Linked DNA regions of Mus musculus: all the other regions are linked to region 1. The links are chromatin loops, found by intact Hi-C in ENCODE. Cell type or tissue: left cerebral cortex. All regions are shown on one strand.

What was found. Peaks named below come from ENCODE experiments on the same cell type or tissue, not always from the same donor. Only the 100,000 strongest peaks of a DNase experiment are listed, where the experiment ranks them.
Region 2: a loop joins it to region 1, with 11 times the contacts of the local background. A loop is called at or near these places in 2 of 42 quality-filtered maps.
Region 3: a loop joins it to region 1, with 2.0 times the contacts of the local background. A loop is called at or near these places in 4 of 42 quality-filtered maps.
Region 4: it touches region 1 in a loop (3.0-fold over the local background); 2 of 42 quality-filtered maps call a loop at or near these places.

Annotation. Positions count from the first base shown.
Region 1 is chr2:169,597,783-169,602,782 of GRCm38, forward strand. No RefSeq gene overlaps it. Among named protein-coding and RNA genes, the nearest start is that of Gm34294, 30 kb to the right of the region's middle. In left cerebral cortex, no CTCF peak of the experiment used is centred here; DNase peaks (open chromatin) are centred at 2,041, 2,578 and 3,226; H3K27ac peaks cover 1,034 bases.
Region 2 is chr2:169,317,111-169,322,110 of GRCm38, forward strand. No RefSeq gene overlaps it. Among named protein-coding and RNA genes, the nearest start is that of Gm46788, 21 kb to the left of the region's middle. In left cerebral cortex, a CTCF peak has its summit at 2,682; DNase peaks (open chromatin) are centred at 2,601 and 3,217; H3K27ac peaks cover 273 bases.
Region 3 is chr2:169,059,447-169,064,446 of GRCm38, forward strand. No RefSeq gene overlaps it. Among named protein-coding and RNA genes, the nearest start is that of Gm52536, 17 kb to the right of the region's middle. In left cerebral cortex, a CTCF peak has its summit at 2,295 (motif pointing right); DNase peaks (open chromatin) are centred at 1,259 and 2,294.
Region 4 is chr2:169,298,472-169,303,471 of GRCm38, forward strand. No RefSeq gene overlaps it. Among named protein-coding and RNA genes, the nearest start is that of Gm46788, 2.5 kb to the left of the region's middle. In left cerebral cortex, no CTCF peak of the experiment used is centred here; a DNase peak (open chromatin) is centred at 2,167; H3K27ac peaks cover 1,341 bases.

The sequences.
Region 1 (5,000 bases):
ATTCTGACTCAAAGGTACAGTGAGATGGTTTTTTTTTCTTTTTTTCTTTTCTTTTTTTTTTTTTTTTTGCTAAGTGGGATTATTTTTTCCCACGTGGTATCTTTGACAAATGTAATGAAATCTGTCAGTCTTTCCTGCTCACAGCAGAAAGCAAGGTGCAGAATTTCTCTGCTTATTTGCCAATATGAGATAGAAAGGGACAGGGGTGGGCTGTGTGGAGCATGGCTCGCAGGTGTGGAGGTGGCATGAAAGACAGACATACAGTCTCCAAAGGGATGGAGGGAGAGTGGTTATGGGAGCTGGGGAGCCCGAGCTTGTAAGAGCCCCCGGAATCCGTCTTGACAAGCGTTTTGCATGCAGTTAAACAGACAAATGAATTCTGCTGCCAGGATTTCTCAGGAATCACACTTGATGTCTGTCACCCAAAAGATTTCTGGGCACTGGTGGAGTGACAAACTGTTATGCCTTAGAGCGGTGGCTCTCAAACTGGAGCGTGCATCAGAGTCACCTGGAGGTCTTGTTAAAACCTAGGTGGCAGCTGGGTCCCTCCTGCTGAAAGCCAGATGGGGCCTAGGTGGTAGTGCCGCAGCAGCCGGACCAGGTACTAGCTCTGAGAGCCACTGGCTTAGGATGACCAAAGAGGAAGAGTGACCTATGCAGGCTCCATCTGAGACCTCTTTGTTCCCACGAGCTTAGGTTTATAATTTTTGCTACAGGTACCACAACATGAAGTAATGGGGAACCCCTTTGAAGCAATTTGCTCAGTAGAAAATGAGGTTTAATCAAAGAAACAAACAGGACCTGGGAGATGGATGGCTCATTAAAGCTTTAGCCATGGCTTCATGAGGACAGGCACCGAGGTCCCCAGGTGATGCAAGCCTCAGGAGGCAGCGGCAAGGGATTCCCTGAGCTAGCTGACTAGAAGACCAGTCATATTGATGAGCTGAGTTTGATTGAGAGGCTCTGCCTCAGTGACTACAGTGGAAGAGCTTTGGAGGGTGATTCCTGAAATCAGCCTCAGGCCTTGACATATACACACTCATCAACATACAGGTGTGCCTTCTCCACATTTCCAACACACACACATGGAAAAAGAAGAAAAGAAAGAAACAAAGCTAGAGACGTGGCTGCCTGAGAAGTACGAAGATCTGATTCTCAAAGAAAAAAGGGACAAGGTTGCTAAGACCCAGGTAACAACACAATCATACCCCCAAACACAAGCAAACCCCAACTCACTGTTTTCCATTGCTCCTTGACCCCTGGCTAGATTTCTTGCCATGACTCATAGACACTGCCCTTTCTACTCTGTGTACGTGTAAGTGACTTTCTGCCCCTCCAACCTTGCTTTCTCTGTCCAAAGGAAAAGCCAAGGGCTTGCAGAAATGCCTTGAACAAACTGACACTTTAGGCCAGAGGTGCCAGAAGTGACTGGAGCTGAGGAGCAGAGCCCTCATTTGTGACACCTATGTGCATTATCAACCCATACATCCTTAGTGTTGGCGGCCATTAACATTTTCTCAGCATTGCGGGGATTTACATCTGACCCCCAAAGCGAGCCATCTCCGAGCTCCACGGGTCCATAATGCACACGACGTACCATTTCTTAATAAACATTTACAATGTGGTATGCCCAGGCCATGCTCCATAAGACCCATCAGGGACAGCACAGCGACAGAGCCTGTATTTAGGCCAGCGTCTCACACCGCATTAACTAGATTGGTTTGTTCTTATTGCATCGCTCCGTCCCTTACATTTAAACCTCCAATGGTTCCCATGTTCCGTCACAGCAGAGTTGCTGAGGTGACCACAACTTTCCTCACTCCTTGGAATCAGTATTTGGAAAGGTTAATCCTGAGGCCTGCTCTTCCAAACAGAGCATCCAGGACCACTGTCTCTACCCACGCAGCCATGCAACCATGGTCCCATCCCTGCAGATGAAACAGTTGTTAAAAGAGAGAGAACTCCAGCTCACTCTGAGTGGGTGGGTGGAGAGCTTGCCTTTGAAATCCTGGCCCTTTCCTATCTACCCCACTAAGGCTTGGCATTGCTTGCTTTCAATTTTGGCTGTTTTGCTTCATGCTACCAAGGCTCTCTCTGTATGAAGAAAGGGCGTGTTTGTGGGTTTATACCCTCTGTGCATTCATCTATTTTTATATATGCATATTGCATAGTAATAGAGATTTTATGCATCGAATAAAAACGATTTCCCCCAATTTCACTCGGTTTATCGTTCTGCTGAATAATTCAGCTTAGTATGTGGAGGGTTTTTTTTTTCCTTTCCTTGATAAATTCACTAGCCTGAGCTTTCCCTTTTCGTTGGGATTTTTAATCAGATTGAAACCCATCACATTGAGATCAAAGCTGGGAATCGAGACGTTACCCATTTATGTTGTAGCCAAAAGATGTTGCTTAGAGCACATGGCCTCAAATCGCTCAGCCGCTTGCTAAAGTGTAAGAGAATTTATGATGCTAAATAAAACCAAGAGAGAGAGAGAGAAAAAAAAAGATGTTTTAATAAGATGAAAATCCAAATGTTAAAATAATGAACCATCTGCATGGGTGGCCCTCTCTTGAGAGAGATGCCAAGAGCTCCACCATCTGTGAAACGTTTACCAGCTGTTTCCTTCCCTTTTTGTGAGAACATAAGAAATCCTTACAGTTGGTGCTTCAAAGCGATACATCACCGGGAGGAAAGCAGGTTTGGCTGACTTTGGGAAGGCTGGACCGGGCCAGAGGAAGCAAAGGATGCTCTTGGCTATTGGAGGGACATACCAGTTTTCCACCTGACTTCCTGCTACCCCTTCCTGTGAACCCCAATATTAGGAAACCTCTGGAAGATGCCAAGACACAGTGACAGCTCAGCATCCCAAGAGGTCATTTCCAACCATCGCTGTCAGAGATGGTTCTGTTCCCGCTCACCACATGGCCTCCCAGTCGGCTCCACACACCCCATCACCCCCCAGAGGAGTCAAGTGAGGTTCGGATGGAATTGTAATCTGACCGCAGTGGACAAGGTGTCTGAAGTAGTCTAAATATTTGTGAACGTGCCTTTCCTTTTCTCTTCTCTGATCTCCGTTTCACAGAGCTGCCAGTCAGCCCATTGCCCCACTGCTTTTGCCCATGAGAAGTATCTTGTCTAGGTGGTCTTAGATCCAAAGAGAGCATAGGACATGAGTTCCGCTTTGCAGCTGGCTCTGATCTGAGGCACAGTGCCCAGCCATAAAACACTCATACTGTGGGGTGCTGATCTACCCACGGATCCTCGGGTTCCTGCCTTGTTTTTGGCCTCCCAGATCGGCTACCAACCAGTGTCTGACAGGATTCTATTTTCCTTTTTTTCTCTCTAGCTGCCATCTTTTCTACTTCATTTCCTGTCAAATGAATTTCAGGGAACATAACCTAACAAGAGGTTTTAGTTAATGAACGAGAAACCTTTTCAGAGGAGCCCTCAGGTGTCCTTCCTTAGGACTTTAGGGAGCTATGGCTCCTTCCCTGGATATCCCTGGAAATCTGAGGCCATGTGCAGAACACTGTTGTGTGGCTAAGGGGGCAGAAACAAGGGAGACAAAGCCAGGCCCTGAGAATGGGTGCTCTCATTTCTAGAGACTTGGCGACAAGCCAGACCTTAGAGGCGAAAGAAATCCAACCTCACAGTGTCCTCTAGAAATGTCCAGGTCCCAGAAGCAGTAGTGACTGCATCCCCCAACTAGAGATCTCAAAGAGCTGTGGAGACATATGTGGAAGGAGTCGCTCTCTCATGAGAACTAAAGGCAGAAAGCCATGTTTCTCGGTCACTCAGTGGAGGGAAACTATCTGTGCTTTCAAGCCAAGACTGATTCTGAATACTTCATTTTCTTCCTCCTTCAGCCCCTGGCTGACAGCGAGCCGGACTCTCCTTGGCACAGCTTCCACTCTTAAAATGGAGTCATGGACAAGATGGAAGGCTCCCTACAAACAGGGGGTCTCATTGAGGAATGACGGGACCAGTGACTCAAGTCTTTCAAGTAAGAGTGATGGGGTATAAGCCCATGCAGTATTAACCAGGGGCCGTTTTCCACTAGTGCAACCCTCACTGTAGGCATCTTCAGCTGCTGGAGCTTGGAGAGAAAGTGGTCCAAGCAAGCCTCAGGCTGGAGAGAACCTTACAACACAGTGGTTTCCTGATGTCCATGGGGGAAACATGCCAAGGTTCCCAGCACAGACATGGAGCCTGGAGCACAGTTGACCACAGGTAACTGAGTCTATGGATAAGGAGAATTCTGTCTGGAGGAGAGTACGGCTCAACATATACTGTAGTGCCACAGCAGAGATGTTCTATGTGGTGCTAAGCCCTGAAGGAAGTAAGGGATGAACAGGAGAAAGGGCTAGAGGCAAGCTAGAGACACACAAGGACCAGCCTGTCAACTTTACACACGCTAGAGTCATTTGAGGATGAGAGACTGTCAGTTGACAAAATGCCTCCATCAGATTGATGATTGATGTGACAAGGATCAACCCACTCTGAGAGTTTCTACACTAGGCTGGTAATCCTAGATGCTGTAAGAAAGGTTGAGCAAGCCACAAGGAGCAAGCCAGTAAGCAGCGTTCTTCTACAGCCTCTAAAGTTCCCACCTCCAGGTTCCTGCCTTGAGTTCCTGCCCTAATTTGTCCTCAGGGATGGAGTGTGGCTGGGAAGTGTAAGGTAAAATAAACCCTTCCCTTTCCAGGTTGCTTTTGGCTGTGGTGTTTTATCAAAGCAATACAAGCCCGGACTAAGCAAGGATGAAGGGCAGCCAGGGTTTGATATAGCCAATGAACTCTGAAGATTTCCATGACAACCCTCAGGTTTCTTCTGCCCTGAAAGGTTGACCAGATGGAGGATTAGATTCAAGGCTGTCTCAACCTTGAGCCACCAACACCCTAGTCAAGCCAGGCATCTTTCCAAAGAGACAAATACAGCCAATGCTATTTCTTGTCCACCAGCCTTGGAAGAACCAACGATTCTTACTTTTACATTAAAG
Region 2 (5,000 bases), 280 kb before region 1:
CTGTTGTTTTCCATTTTGTCCTATTGACAGTGTCCTTTGCCTTTGCAATTTTACGAGGTCCCATTTGTCGATTCTTGATCTTAGAGCATAAGTCATTGGTGTTCTGTTCAGGAAAATTTCCCCTGTGCTCATGTGCTCAAGGCTCTTCCCCACTCTCTCTTCTATTAGTTTCAGTGTATCTGGTTTTATGTGGAGGTCCTTGATCCACTTGGACTTGAGCTTTGTACAAGGAGGTAAGAATGGATCAATTCGCCTTCTTCTACATGCCCACCACCAGTTGAATCAGCACCATTTGTTGAAAATGCTGTCTTTTTTTCCACTGGATAGTTAAAGCTCCTTTGTCAAAGATCAAGTGACCATATGTGTGTGGATTCATTTCTGGGTCTTTGATTCTATTCCATTGATCTACCTGCCTGTCTCTGTACCAATACCATGCAGTTTTTATCACTATTGCACTGTAGTACAGCTTGAGGTCAGGGATGGTGATTCCCCCAGAAATTCTTTTATTGTTGAGAATAGTTTTCGCTACCCTGAGATTTTGTTATTCCAAATGAATTTACAAATTGCTCTTTCTAACTCGATGATGAATTGAGTTGGAACTTTGATGGGGATTACATTGAATCTGTAGATTGCTTTCAGTAAGTTGGTCATTTTTACTATATTAATCTTGCCAATCCCTGAGCATGGGAGATCTTTCCATCTACTGAGATGTTCTTTGATTTCTTTCTTCAGAGACTTAAAGTTCTTGTCATATACATCTTTCACTTGCTTGGTTAGAGTCACACCAAGGTATTTTATATTTGGCCCCTGGATGGTCTGCTTGTGAGTCTCTCAGAAGACTAGGGCGTGATCGCTGGAAGCAGATCCTGCAGCACTGGGCAGGGGCAGTAACTGAATGACCACACAGCCAGCCAGAGTCTTGGTCTCTCAGGAGGCTCTGAATCTGGCCTTGTCCGGAGCTCCTATACAGGATAGAAGGGCCAGTCTTCACTCCTCTTTTGCTCTGTCTCCTTGATGGTGTCACCTGGGTCCAGTTGGCACTTGGCAGCTGGAAGTCAGACCATATGCCCCACAGGGGACAACAAGGAAAAATCTGAGCATCTCTGTGTTCATGGTACCCTGTGTTCACATACATCTATAGAAACACTAGTCAGGGCCACAGGGATGGCTTAGCCTGTATGTTGTTTGCTTTATAGACAGAGGGTGGAAGTTTGATCTCTGATTCTATGATTTTTAAAGTAGTGGGGGCAGGAGTGTAGTTAGAGCTATGGCTCAGTGGATAAGAGGAACCAGAGGACCTGGGTTCCATTCCCCATGGTAGCAGATAAGCATCTGCAACTCTTGTTCCAGGAGATCCAGTGTTCTTTTAAGGCCTCTGCAGGCATCAGACATTCATGTGGTGCACAGACATGCATGTAGGTAAGATGTGCATACACATAAAATAAAATAAAATTTAAAAAGGTGAAAATACATACATACATACATACATACATACATACATACATACACACACACACACACATACCTACCTACCTACCTATGTACATGCATATATATATTCCTGGGTTTGGTGGTCGGTGCATCCTTGTAATCTTAATATGGGGAAGTGGAGCTTCCTGGGCAGCCAGCCTAGCCTATGTATTGAATTCCAGGACTGTGTAAGAACTGACACAAATAAACAAACAAACACGAGGTGTACAGTGACTGGAAAATAACAGCAGAGGTTGACTTCTGGCTTCCACATGCACACACATGCACATGCACACACATGCACATGCACACATACATGCACATGCACACATACATGCGCACACACATGCATGCACATGCACTCATGCACATACACACATGCACATGCACAATGCACACACATACACACTGACCCCACCCCCTCTCTAACAAGCTGGAGTGATGGAGGAGATGAGCTAAGCTTGAACATCCAATCTACAAGATGAGGATAATGGTACCCTTCCAATTAATCCTGGCGAGAGCTTGAGATAATTATCTGAAAGGGGGTTAATCTCATGCACCTGTGGAGAAACCCCTGTCCTGGCCACCCAGCTGTGTCTCCACTGCCCAGCACACCTCCCATCTCAGTTCTTAAGCACCCACTTTCTGTCCAGGGTACCTAAAAGTTCTCTTCGAATCTCATGTATCACAGGTGGATTGGTTAGTGTCCTTGACTGTAAGATCCAATCCTGGAGATGCCACAGATGAAGAATGGACACCCGATTCTGCCTGCTGTCAGAGAGTGGCTGTGTGGTCCACATGGGTCCCTCCAGGAACCCACTTGGAAGGCTAGCCAGCATTCTGGGCTATAAGGGATGGCCAGATGGGAAGGGCCCCTAGGTAGTGTTGGAGGCCAGAGATGACTGCAGTCACCTTCCTGGTGCATTCCCAACCCATGTGAAAGCAGAAGATCTTGCAATACCTATTATGGGCTGTGCACCAAGGCAAGTCTTTTCTTTGCATTTCTTTGCAGTACTTCAAGGGAAGTGTTATCCTTAGGCCTATTTTAGTGAGAAAAATGGAGGCTCACAAATGTGGAGGGAACTTCTTCAGCCCCCACAGCTAGCTCCGGCTGGATGTCAGAATGGAACAAATGTAGTCTGACACTAGACTCTGGGTGTGAGGCAGATGGGATCATGCAGGAAGCTTTCACACATCCTCCCAGAGGAAGCTGTGAGGGTGTGCAGCCATGTTTGTCCCAGTGTTGTGGCGTGTGGACTCCTTTCCCTCGCTTTTCCCAGTCGGGGTGCGTTCCCCTCCAAGTCTTTTCATCAGTTCAACTGCACTTGACTTTAATGTCATCTTCTTGCAGATTAGCCCTCCCCGCATCATGTTGTAGGGCTTGCATGTGCATGTACATACACAAATGGAATGTTAATATTAGTATAAAATTATGTTATTTTCTCTGTATATGAAATAAAATTTAAAAGGATAGAGTCCTTTTTTTAAAAAAAAAGATTTTTAAAACTGTTTTTAGAGTCTCTCTCTCTCTCTCTCTCTCTCTCTCTCTCTCTCTCTCTCTCTCTCTCTCTCTCTTTCTGTGTGTGTGTGTGTGGTCTGTTTGTAAGTACTCGCATGTATGTGGGTGTCCGAGGAAGCCAGGGGCATCAGATCCCCTGGAGCTGGAGTTATAGACAGCTGTAAGCTTTCTGACATGAGTTCTGGGAACCAAATTCAGATCGCCCACAGAAGCTATGAGTACTTACTTGTACACTCCGAGCCAGCTCTCCCTGCTCTGAACAACAGAAGCTTTGCTGGACAGTGTTATTAACAAGTGGCCTCTAGTTATACCTATATTCCATAGAATGTACTCAGAGAGGGAAGTCAGACGATCCTGGCTTATGTGTCCCAGGTCTGCTGTGGATGTGTGATGTGGCCTCAAGGCACTTTTAAAAGTTTCTTGAAGAATTTTGGGGGATGCTTATGTAGATTATCATATCATCTGCAAATAGTGATAGCTTGACCTCTTTTCTTTCTGATTTGTATCCCTTTGATCTCCTTTTGTTGTCTCATTGCTCTGGCTAGAACTTCAAGTACTATATTGAATAGATAGGGAGAGAGTAGGCTGCCTTATCTTGTCCCCGATATTAGTGGGATTGCTTCAAGTTTCTCTGCATTTAATTTGATGTTGGTTTGTCGTATCTTGCTTTCATTATATTTCTCCAAAACTTTTAATATGAAGGGGTGTTAGGTTTTGTCAAAGGCTTTTTCAGCATCCAATGAGATGATCACATGATTTTTTTTTAGAGTTAGTTTATATAAAAGATTACGTTCATGGATTTTTTTCATATATTGAACCGTCCCTGAGACCCTGGGATGAAGCTTACTTGATCGAGGTAAATGATATTTTTGATGTGTCCTTGGATTATGTTTGTGATAATTTTATTGAGTATTTTTGCATCGATATTCATAAGCAAAACTGGTTTGAAGTTCTCTTACTTTGTTGGGTCTTTGCGTGGTTTAGGTATCAACATAACTGTGGCTTCATAGAATGAATTAGGTAGTGTTTCTTCTGTTTTTGTTCTATGGAATAGTTTGAGGAGTATTGGTATTTGCTCTTTAAGGTCTGGTAGAATTCTGCACTAAAACCATGTGGCTCTGGGGGTTTATTTTTTGGTTGGGAGGTTTTTAATAACTGCTTCTATTTCCTTAGGGGTTATGGGGCTGTTTAGATAGTTTACTTGATCTTGATTTAACTTTGGTACAGGGTATCTGTCTAGAACAATCATCCATTTCATCTAGATTTTCTAGTTTTGTTGAGTATAGGCTTTTGTAGTTAGAACTGATGAATTTTTAAAATTTCCTCAGTTTCTGTTGTTATGTCTCCCTTTTCTTTTCTGATTTTGTTAGTTTGGATACTGTCTCTGTGCCTTTTAGTCAGTTTGGCTAAGGGTTTATCTATCGTGTTGATTTTTTTCTCAAAGATCCAACTCTTGATTTTGTTTATTCTTTTCATTATTCTTTTTGTTTCTAACTGGGTGATGGCTGGATATAAAATTAACTCAAACAAATCAGTAGCCTTCCTTTATACAAATGATAAATAAATAGGTTGAGAAAAAAAATTAGAAAACAACACACTTCACAATAGCCACAAATAATAGTAAATATCTTGGTGTAAATCTAACCAAGCAAGTGAAAATCTGTATGACAAGAACTTTAACTCCCTAAACAAAGAAATCAAAGAAGATCTCAAAAGATGGAAAGATCTCCCATGCTCATAGATTGGTAGGATAATGGCCATTTTATTCAATGTAATCCCCATCAAAATTCCAACTCAATTCTTCACAGACATGGAAAGAGAAATTCTCAACTTCACATGGAAAAACAAAAAACCCAGGATATCAAAAACAGTTCTCAACAATAAAAGTACTCCCGGAGGAATCACGATCCTGACCTCAAGTTGTGTTACAGAGCAATAGTGTTAAAAACTGCATGGCCGCCGATCAACAGAATAGAATAGAAGACCCAGGAATAAACCCACACACCTAAGG
Region 3 (5,000 bases), 540 kb before region 1:
ATGGAGCATTCCAGAAGGCTGGAGGGAGGTCTGAGGGCAGGCAGTGGGCTAAGGAGCTGACCAGAGAGGGCAGGCAGTGGGCTAAGGAGTGGCCTGAGGCCACTGTGTCCTTATATTTACAGTCATCAAGATTTTAAGTTTTTAATTGTTCAGATGTACTTCACTATTTATTTGGTGTGTGTGCGTGTGCACGCATGTGTGTGTGTGCATCTGAGAGCAAATGAGGGCGTTAGGTTTCTTGGAGGTGGGATAGCAGGAGATTGTGCTGTGTATGTTGGGACCCGAGCCCTGGTCCTCAGCAAGAGCAGTCAGTGCTCTTAACTGCTATGCCATCCTCCAGCCCCAAGACTAGCTTTAAATCCTACACTATACTTTCTATATCACAAATGTTCTTGCTTGGTCCAGCATAGGAATCTTCCCTATGGGGGGAAAAAACCTCCAAACATTAGAATGAGCATATATGAATTATACAAATAGTTAATTAGCATATATTAATTATATATAATAGTTGGTCTCATAATATTTTCATACATGTGCATAGTGTTTTTTCATCATGTTTACCCATTACCCTGTCATGGCTCCTCCCATTCTTGCTGATCTCTTCTAACACAATCCCTTCTACTTGTGTGTGTGTGTGTGTGTGTGTGTGTGTATGCATGTGTGTTTATATGTGTATGTGTGTGCATATGTTTATGTGGGTGCATGTATGTGTGTTTCTATGTGTGTGTATGTGTATGCACATGTGTATGTGGGTGCATGTATGTGTGTGTACATGTTTATGTGTGCTTCTACATGTGTCTGTATGTGTGTTTCTATGTGTGTGTGTATGTGTGTCTCCTAATGACTTGATTTGGCTTGCTAACTTGCAGGCTGGGAGAGGGGTTGCTGACAGACACACAGCAACTTAGCAGAGGCTGTACCAATGAAGAAAATAATGGTCTCCATCCTCTGGATTCATTCGGAGGATGTAGGTGTCTCTAGGATGTGAAGTTTTTCTGTTTCTTTTGGAGGAGAGGAGGGTGAGGCCCAGGAAGTGCCTTGCTTAGGGTCACAATCTGGTGCTGTTCGAGGAAGGAAGGAGAGGAGACTTGCCTCAGGTCTGCGCAGGTACGCATCCTCTGGGAGCCCCTCCCGGAGGCAGGGCTGGCCAGGGAGACGCTGGACTGTTCCAAGTGTCAGAGAAAAGCGTTGCCTGCTTGCTTCCGCACGTGCTACTTCCCGAGAAGGTGTTCCATCAACAGAAATGCTGATTCTCTGGCTTTCTCACGCTAAATTTAGAAATGACATTTGCATTTCCGCAGATCCACAGCACCGGCTTAGAAACAGTTCCCAGAGCCGGGGCCAAGTGAATAGTTTCCCTTTCTTGGCTGTGGGGAATTAGCAAAAATTAGGATGTGCCTGTAACAGGGTAGATGAAGACAGTTGAAAATAGTAAATGCATCCTTTTTAGGAGGTAAAAATCAGTTGTACCTCCAGTTAAATGCAGGGGTTCCAGCCAAATTTCTTCCCTCGATCCCTAACTCTGCCCCTCCCTCTTCCCTCCTCAGTGTCCATCTTCTTTTGTGTGTGTGTGTGTGTGTGGGGGGGCTTGTTAATTTTGAATATCAAAGTTTTTTAAAAATTTTATTTATTTATTGTGTGCATGCTTGTGTGTGCGTGTGTATGTGTATGCACATGTGAGTGTATATGTGTGTGTGCATGTGCCTGTGTATGTATGTGTGTGTGCATGTGTGTGCATGTACCTGTGTGTGTGCCTGTGCCTGTGTGTATGTGTGTGTGTGCACATGTGTATGTGTGTGTGTGTGTGATGCGCAAATATGCACAAACACACAGGCCACAGGGTGCTATGGAGGTCAGAGGACAAATTGCAGGCATGGGTTCTTTTCTTCATCTGGGCTCCAGGGGTAGAACCTAGGCCATCAGGCTTGGTGGCAAGCACCCTTTGCCCTCTGAGCCATCTCGCTGGTCCCAAACCTGACCATTTCTTATACCTTATTGGCAGCTCAAGATCTGAGGGAAGTTCCTGTTAGACTGCAACTCACCCGTTCTGCCTGCAGTTCCTGTGCACTTCTTAGTCCGTTTGATGGAGTTCAAACATTTGAAGAATTACACTGACTTTTTCCGTCTTGGCAGAGTTCTCCCAGCTATTGAGCAAAGGAACAAACAGCTTGTTTCCTGGTCAAGAGGGCGGGAAGCTGTCAACTCCCATCTGTCTCAGGGGTTGATCTACTTTTGGTGGTAATGTTCTACCGTTTCCCGGAGTCTATAAAATCATGAGCACATGTCACCACAAGAGGGCAGTGTGCGCTCTCTCCAGGAGCCCGTACAAATCCTGCCTTTCCCGCGGTGGGTAAAAGGATTTGTCTGGCAAAGGGCAAACCCATTAGGCATCAACATCCTGCATTTTCTTGCTGTTGCTTGTCATCATGGAAGCAATGATTGGAAAGTCCTGATTACCCGCACGATCTCCTAGACAGCGCACGTCTCTAAGCGCTTGCTTTCCAACGTACTGCTTTTGATTTTCACCTGTGCTACCCACGGAACGGGGGACCTAGGGGCACTTTCCCTGCTGCTGTTGGGAGAGCCTGTCTTATCTCTGTGGAGGTTCTCATCTGCGTGGGGGGCTGGTCCCGAGGTACCAGGAATGTGTTTAACAAGACAGCAATAGCTAAAGTTTTTAAAAGAGCCTTCATTCGTCTCTTGCAGGGGCTGCTGGTGGGGGATGTCATTATTAGTGCAAAATGTTCTGGAAAGTTCTCGATGATAATAACCTAAGGCAAGCATACATGAAGAATCAGTGAATTACGTTTTCAGTCCTTTTTTTTTCTTTAACCGACATGCCAAAAAAGTAAGATTTTTTTTTTTGATTTCATAAGCAAAGCCCAGAGGTGACATTTGTACAGTTGAAATATGGCCTACTGTGACTCCGTAGAATCTCATCAATAGATCTCTTTGCCAGATGGACCTGGGACTGGCAAAATCACCATCATGTCAGTGTTTCAGCTTGCGTTTGACTGGGTGTGAGGCAGTGAAGTGAGGGTCTGGGGCAAAGACCCTCTTTGCTTTCTCTTTTTATACAAAAATTCAGCAAATCAATTGTTGGCTTTAGACCTGCAGGGCAGAGTCTCCGTGTAGGCTGCTGTGTGACTTTCTGCTGAAGGTGAGGCCAGAGGCTCTCTGGAGGGCAGTGAGGATTGGTGGGCCAATGTGGATGTTCTAAGATGAGGGATCATCACTGGGTAGCCGCGAAGGTCAGGGAGAGCAGCCGATGCTGCCACTGGGGAGAGAGGTAGAACGTTCCAGAAAGATGGTGCTGGGTCCGTTAGGTCTTGATCGCTGGTGTCTGGCAATGACAGACAGAAAGATTTTCCCCAACAGAAACAGAGCAAATGAGGTTACAAATACATCCATGCACTGATGGCCAGGGATTCAAGCACTACATGCCTCCTGGGCTGGTACCTCACAGGCTGCAGAAAACCCATGATGTCACACCCCAGCAGGGAAGCCGGGAAGGTGAGATTTGTGACCCTTGGCACTCAGTCGGGGACAGTCATGCTCCTAGGAGACGTTATTTTTATTCAGGAGAGAAGGGCTTGTGGCACCTAGGGACGAGAAGAATCCCTGGCTTGATGGAGAAGAACTCTGTTACCACACGCCAGCAAGACAGGGTGAGAAGCCCAGAGAGACTTGCTCAGGAGGGAGAAAGAGAAGGGGAAGGGGGAACTTAGGGAGCTATGCACTAAGTTCTGGGGACCCACTGAGTGTGTGACAAGAGAGGAGGTCTAGATGAGGTGGCAGAGTGAACTCTTCGTGGTTCCAGCAGACCTGCCAGGAGTTTGAGATTGGGCCTTGCTGGCCCCATGTGGGTACCTTCCTCCCTCCCTCCCTCCGTCCCTCCCTCCTTCCCTTCCTCCTATGCTCACACAGCTTCCAGGCAGTAGGCAGATGGCTCAGCTGGTGGAGAGTGTGCTGTAGAAGCACAGGACCCCGAGTTCAATCCTCAGAACCCACACTGTAACAAGTCAGACGCTCTTGACATCCCAGCGCTTGGAAGGCAGAGACAAGAGGATCCAGGCCACAGGCTGAGCATAGAAACAGAGATGCTCCCTTGTGGAGAGTTGTCTCTGGGGCTAGGGGTGCTGCTGGCACTCGGTGAGCAGAGGCCACAGATGTTGCTCTTGCTTGTGCACTGCAGAGGGAGCTGCCCTCCCCCCTCCCCCGGCCCCCAGCCCTGTTTGCTGTACTGAGTTTGCTGGTCACGCTCAGAGGAACACAATGCAGTTCCCATCCTTGCCTGCTCCAAGTCAAACATGTCCACAGGTCAAAGAATTTCCCATCTATTAGCTGGGGTGCCCTTTATCCCCGAATGCAGGAGTCAGAGGCAGGGCAGTCTCTGAATTTGAGGCCAGCCTGATCTAAATACAGAGACTGTCTCAAAACACCAAAACCAAACCAACCAACTAATCAATCAACCAACCAACCAACCAACCAACCAACCAACCAACCAACCAATCAAAAAGCCCTAAGTCTTCCTTTGCAGATGGAAGGACTGAACAAAGGGGATCACATTCAGTGTGCTTACTCATGCCTGTGTGTGTGCAGGTGTGAGCATGTGTGCATGTGTGTGTGGGTATGTGCATGTGTGTGCGCGTGTGTATGTATGAGAATGTGTGCATGTGTGTGCATGTGCATGCATGTGTGTGTGAGCATGTGTGCATGTGTGTGTGTGTGTGTGTGTGTGTAGGTATGTGCATGTGTGTGTGCGTGTGTATGTATGAGAATATGTGCATGTGTGTGTGTGTGTGAGAGCATGTGTGCATGTGTGTGTGTGTGCATGTGTGTGTGTGTGTGTGTGCATGCATGTATGTGTGTGTGTGCATATGTGGGTAGACAGTGAGGCAAAGGATAACATTGGTTGTCTTTTTCCTTCAGGATCCATCTACCTTGGCTTTTGGAACAGAGTCTTCAGGCCTGAATTCTGTCTCTTCCCAGTGCTAGGA
Region 4 (5,000 bases), 300 kb before region 1:
ATGGGCAGGTCTGAGGACCAATCAGGGAGGGGCAGCCCAAAGCCAGGGGTCCATGGGAGCGTCTAGTGACCTGAGGCCTCTTGGCCAAATGGCAGTCATTCCCTGGAGACCTGGTCCTGGAGTAAGCAGTGTTCCCTGGGGGGCAGAAGCCCAAACAGCCTGCCCTGGGATTGGGAGCACAGACCCAGTAAAGACAGATCAAGAAGAGTGATGACAACGGTGTATTTAAAGTGTTTAAATGTATGCTGCTCATGACTATAAATCCAGTACTCTTGAGGTAGGCGGGTAGCCTGGGGTACATAGTGAGTTCCAGAGTGAGACTATGACTCAAAAATCCCAAGTCAAACCAACCAAGGGGGGGGGGAATGTTCACCTCGTGCGCAAATCCAAAGGAAATGCACACATTTATCAACCATATTTTATTCATATTCATAACTGATAGATAATCTGGCAAAAACAGGATGTGAAGAAAATTCAGCCTCGTGTGAAATCCCAGAGAGTACACGTGTGTCGGTCGAAGCTGGCAGCACTGGCTTTGTTGACAAGAGCCCAAGGAGTTGTTTGGTTGGTTCACTGACTGGATGAAACTTTCTTTGCTCTCCAAACAATTAACAAGATTTTTTTTTCTTAAAGGTGGGTGGGGGGGGTGGTACTAAGAATTTTAGAAGGGACACACACACACACACACACTCACACACACACACTCACACACATACATACACACACAAACACACATACAGACACTGCAGAGGCGTTGATTATTACTATGAAATCCGTCTGTGGGAAAGAATATCTGGAGAATGAGTCTTGCCTCGCTCTCTGATTTCTTTCCCCTTCTTTGGACGGCCTACATGTTAGCTTGACTGTGCCGAGCAGCCTGCAATGCTTAGCCCAGGTAAGAAGCAAGTACTTGCCAGTGCCTGTATTTCTGTCTATATTAAGACTAGGCTGGCTCCAGAGCACAGCCAAATGCGTTCTACTGCAGAACGAAGCCGCTCCATGTGCCAACGATAAACTTCCTCCGAAAATACAAGAACTGCAAAAAGTGAACCAGGTAGGGTAAGTGAAAAAAATAAAAAAGTTACAGTATGGCTGTGTGAGGCAACCACACATTTCGATGTTTGCTGAGGTCTTTTATTTTATTTTTTTATTCAGGGGGCAACAAAGATTTGTGTAGAGGGGTGACCAGTACTCAAGGCAACTAGTGCTTAAATAGAGGCTCATTCATATAATTAAAGCACATGTGAGAAATATTGAGTAAATAACCCACTCTTTAGGGCGGACTGGGTTGTAATTTTATTCCAGCTTAAGTCTTCCTTGCGACGCACTCCTGTGACCGCATTCTTGCGAGGAGAATCTTTCCTTATGAATGAGATTTAGTTTGGAAAAATGACACATCTGTCTGAGCGAATGACTTACTCCTGATAGCGCGGGAGGCCCAAATTCCATCTATGAAGCAGCTTCTAACCCTAGCGCCCAGAAATTGGTCAGTTCTCCCACCCCTCTTTCTGTCTCTCGTGTGCGTGGGCCATAGAACAACCTGAGGCCTCTTCCTTAGGCCCTGTCCTTGTCTGCTTTTGAGACAAGGTCTCTCACTGGCCTGGAGCTCAGCAGGCAGGCTGGGCTTGCCGGCCAGTGACCTCCAGGGATCTGTTTGTCTCTGCCTCCCCAGTGCTGGGATTGCAAGCACATAACCCCTTGCTCAGCCTTTCTTTTAAAATGAGGACTTTGGGGATTCAACTCAGGCCATTATGCTTGTGAGTCAAACATTTTTTTTTCCACTGAGATAACTCCCCAAGCCTAAAGATTCATTTCTTATCATTGATAAACAGATTCTGAGCTCTGGGCCAAACATACCGTCACTAAACACATTTCCTAACAGCTATAGCAAAGACTTAACTGAGCCCCTGAATCAGCTCCAAAGCAATATGGGGACATTTGCACAGCAGGTGCGGCAGAGGGGTGGGTGTGGGTGTGGGGGTGTGCGCTCCCCTCCCTGGCAGGCCGAGGTGATGCAGATGTTCTAACTCAATTGGATTTTCCTGACCAGGCTTGTCTGTGCAGCTCTGGTTAGTATGTGAACGATTGCCACTCCAAACTGGGCCCGTGGCTCTCACAACGAACGCAGCAACCTGACCAATCAGCTCCAAGTCTACATGTTGCCAGGGAAACCAATACATAGTCACAAAAGCAGAGTGATCACAGTGGGGAAAATATAAAATGTAGCCTTTTCATAGTCAGAGGGAGAAAGGGATAGCACAGGCTGGCCATATGTAGCAGAGAATGATGGTAGATTCAGGGCAGCGTGCAACATGGGTGTGCATGTGTGGCAATGGACAACAACAAGAAGAAGAATGGGTCTGTGTGTGTGAGAAAGAAAAGAACTAGCATTCATTATGTAACTCTGCAAAACGGTCAAACAATAAGAGAAAGAGATAATAAAACACGTATGCCTCAGCCCAGAGTGAACTCAGGATTGCAGGGAGATGGCGGATGACTGTCTGTGGTAGAAAGCTGAGCCGCCTCAGGGGGTTTGAATATGCTTTCACAGCAGCCCCAGCTCTGCCATGCCCTCTTACTCAGTCAATGTCCCCACCTTTCCAAGCATGTAGATGCTACTGCTCCCAGTTATCAAACTGCCACTTGCTCTCAGACTCAGACAGTACTCACCATCTGTGGGCTCACTGGCCCACCCACTTTGTTCTGGGTCTCTTATCACAGTGCCCTCATGGTACTGAGAAATGGGAGCCACAGCAGACTGCTTCCCTGCTGAGAGTTCCCATCTGCAGGGCAAGTGGTAACCGTTGCCTTCCTTGGCTGAGCAGGCGCTGTCCCATCGGAGCACTGAACTTCTTGTCCTATAGTCCACCATCATGGATTCTCTAGTCCACTCTTTGAGTGTGCCAGCCTTATACACGCTCGTATTTGCTCACTAGGACTGGGATATCAAAGTTCCTTGCTAGTTGGGCTGAAGTGACAGAGCTGTGTCCTCTCACCCACCTGGAAGCCAGGTCCAAAATCGAGGGATCTCAGTGTGGTCTTCCCTCCAAGGCTCTCTGGGTGTCTGATCCATGTCCTTCTGTAAGCTCCTGGTACTCAAGGGAGCCCCCAGTTGTTCCTTGGCTTGTCACTGTGGTCTTGCTTTGGTTGTCACCTGGGAGCTTCCTTGTGTCTCTCTGAGTCCTTTTTCCTGTTATCAAGGCACCAGCTTTTGGATTAGGGAGTATTATAAGGGAGTAGGACCTCTTTTTAGAGCAAGCCACAAAGCTCTGTTTCCAAATACCACGCTGTTTTCACGCCTGTGTTCACTGGTCCTCGAAGGCAGAACTTCGGTGGACCTCTGCGGGGGGTGGGGGGGTGGGGGGGTGGGGGTGAGGTCGTAATGCAGCCATCCTTTTCTATAAGAGTTCCTGTACATGTGGTTCATGAGTCTAGATTTCTGGGCATTGGTAAACTGAGGAAGACCGTGGGGAGCTGTGGGGCCAGAGGAGCACAGCCTTGGTTGTCTTGGGCCACACTCTGTCCTGTTCAGTCACAGAGCTTGGAGCTCCATCTTCTCCCAGCAACAAGTATGTCAAATTGCAGGTGAAAATGTAACGTAGGCATGGGGCAACAGCTCAGTGGGTAAAGTGCTGGCTGCTCAGTTGTAAGGACCCAAGTTCCATGCCCAGAACCAACAAAAAAAGTCAGGCACAGTGGCACAAGCCCAGTGGGTTCCTGTGGCGAGACAGAAGGTGGAAAGCAGAGAATACTTGGACACTCATGTCACACAGCCTCTAGACCTCATCTCGAACAAGGTACAAAGGCGAGGACCAGCCCTGAGCTTCTCCTTTGAGCAGTACACACACACACACACACCAGGGCACACAGACATCTGCATTTACACACATGTCTATATACACAAATAGCGGAAATTTAACACAGTTGAATTTCTAATTTTTAGTTTAAGAGTCACTTTAGGGCTTGATGGTTAACAATACTGGCTTCTCTTGCAGGGGACCCAGGTTGAGTTTTCAGCCCCCACATAGCTGCTCATAACCCCTTGTAACTCCACTTCCAGGGTATCTGATGCCCTCTTCTGGCCTCCACAGGCACCTGCACACATGGTACACATGCAGACAAGCAAGCACACACACACCAACACATAAATAAAAATAAAACTAGAAAAAAAAGATTAGCTTAAGTAGATTTAATTTTTTTCAGCTTGTTTTCCACTTTGGAAGGCACAGCTGTAGAAAAAGACCAGAGACCATGCCCTTGTCCCCAACCAGTTAAAGATGACAACGTTTTTGGATAGAACACTCCCCCCACAACCTCCCAGGTCTGCAGCTGTGCTGTGTTCTGCGGGAAGGAACCCAGCACACAAGTCTGACTAGAAGAAAGCGAACACCCAAGAGGATCATCAGAGCTCTCAGATCTGAGAGGAGGGAGAGCTGCTCTTTCTAACCGCCTGTGTGCTTGGCGTGGAGGCTCTGCTCTTCAGACAACCTCACCCATCTCCCCCTCTCTGCTAGAATGGCTGTGGCCTCTTCTGTCACAGCCGCTGTGCTCTGAGGAATCTATAATGTGTGACAAGCCATCTTGTCAACTCAGCTGGCTCTGGAGATGATCTTGTTGCCTGAGGCCACTGGCATTTGTTCTTGAGCAGATGCACTGGGGCCCAGCATTACTACTTCCAGAATCCATGTTAAGCAAACACACCATGGGGAGTCTCTCAACTGTGCTGTGAGCTCGTCCCAGACTTACAGCCATGCTGGATAAATAAGACACATACGGATAGCAGTCAGATACATCTAGCATTGCTGATGGCCATTCTAATAGCACCATGTGCTTGTTCCATCCTAGGTACTGTACTTGGTAGTCACGTGAATTTCACGGTCACTCGTTCTTACAGTCTGAGATAAGTTCTATGTGTCTGAGGTTAGAGCAAGAAAGAGCTTCTTGGTGCAGAGAAAGCAAACACATTGTATAACAGGTGTCACTGTCAGGGTAGGACTCCC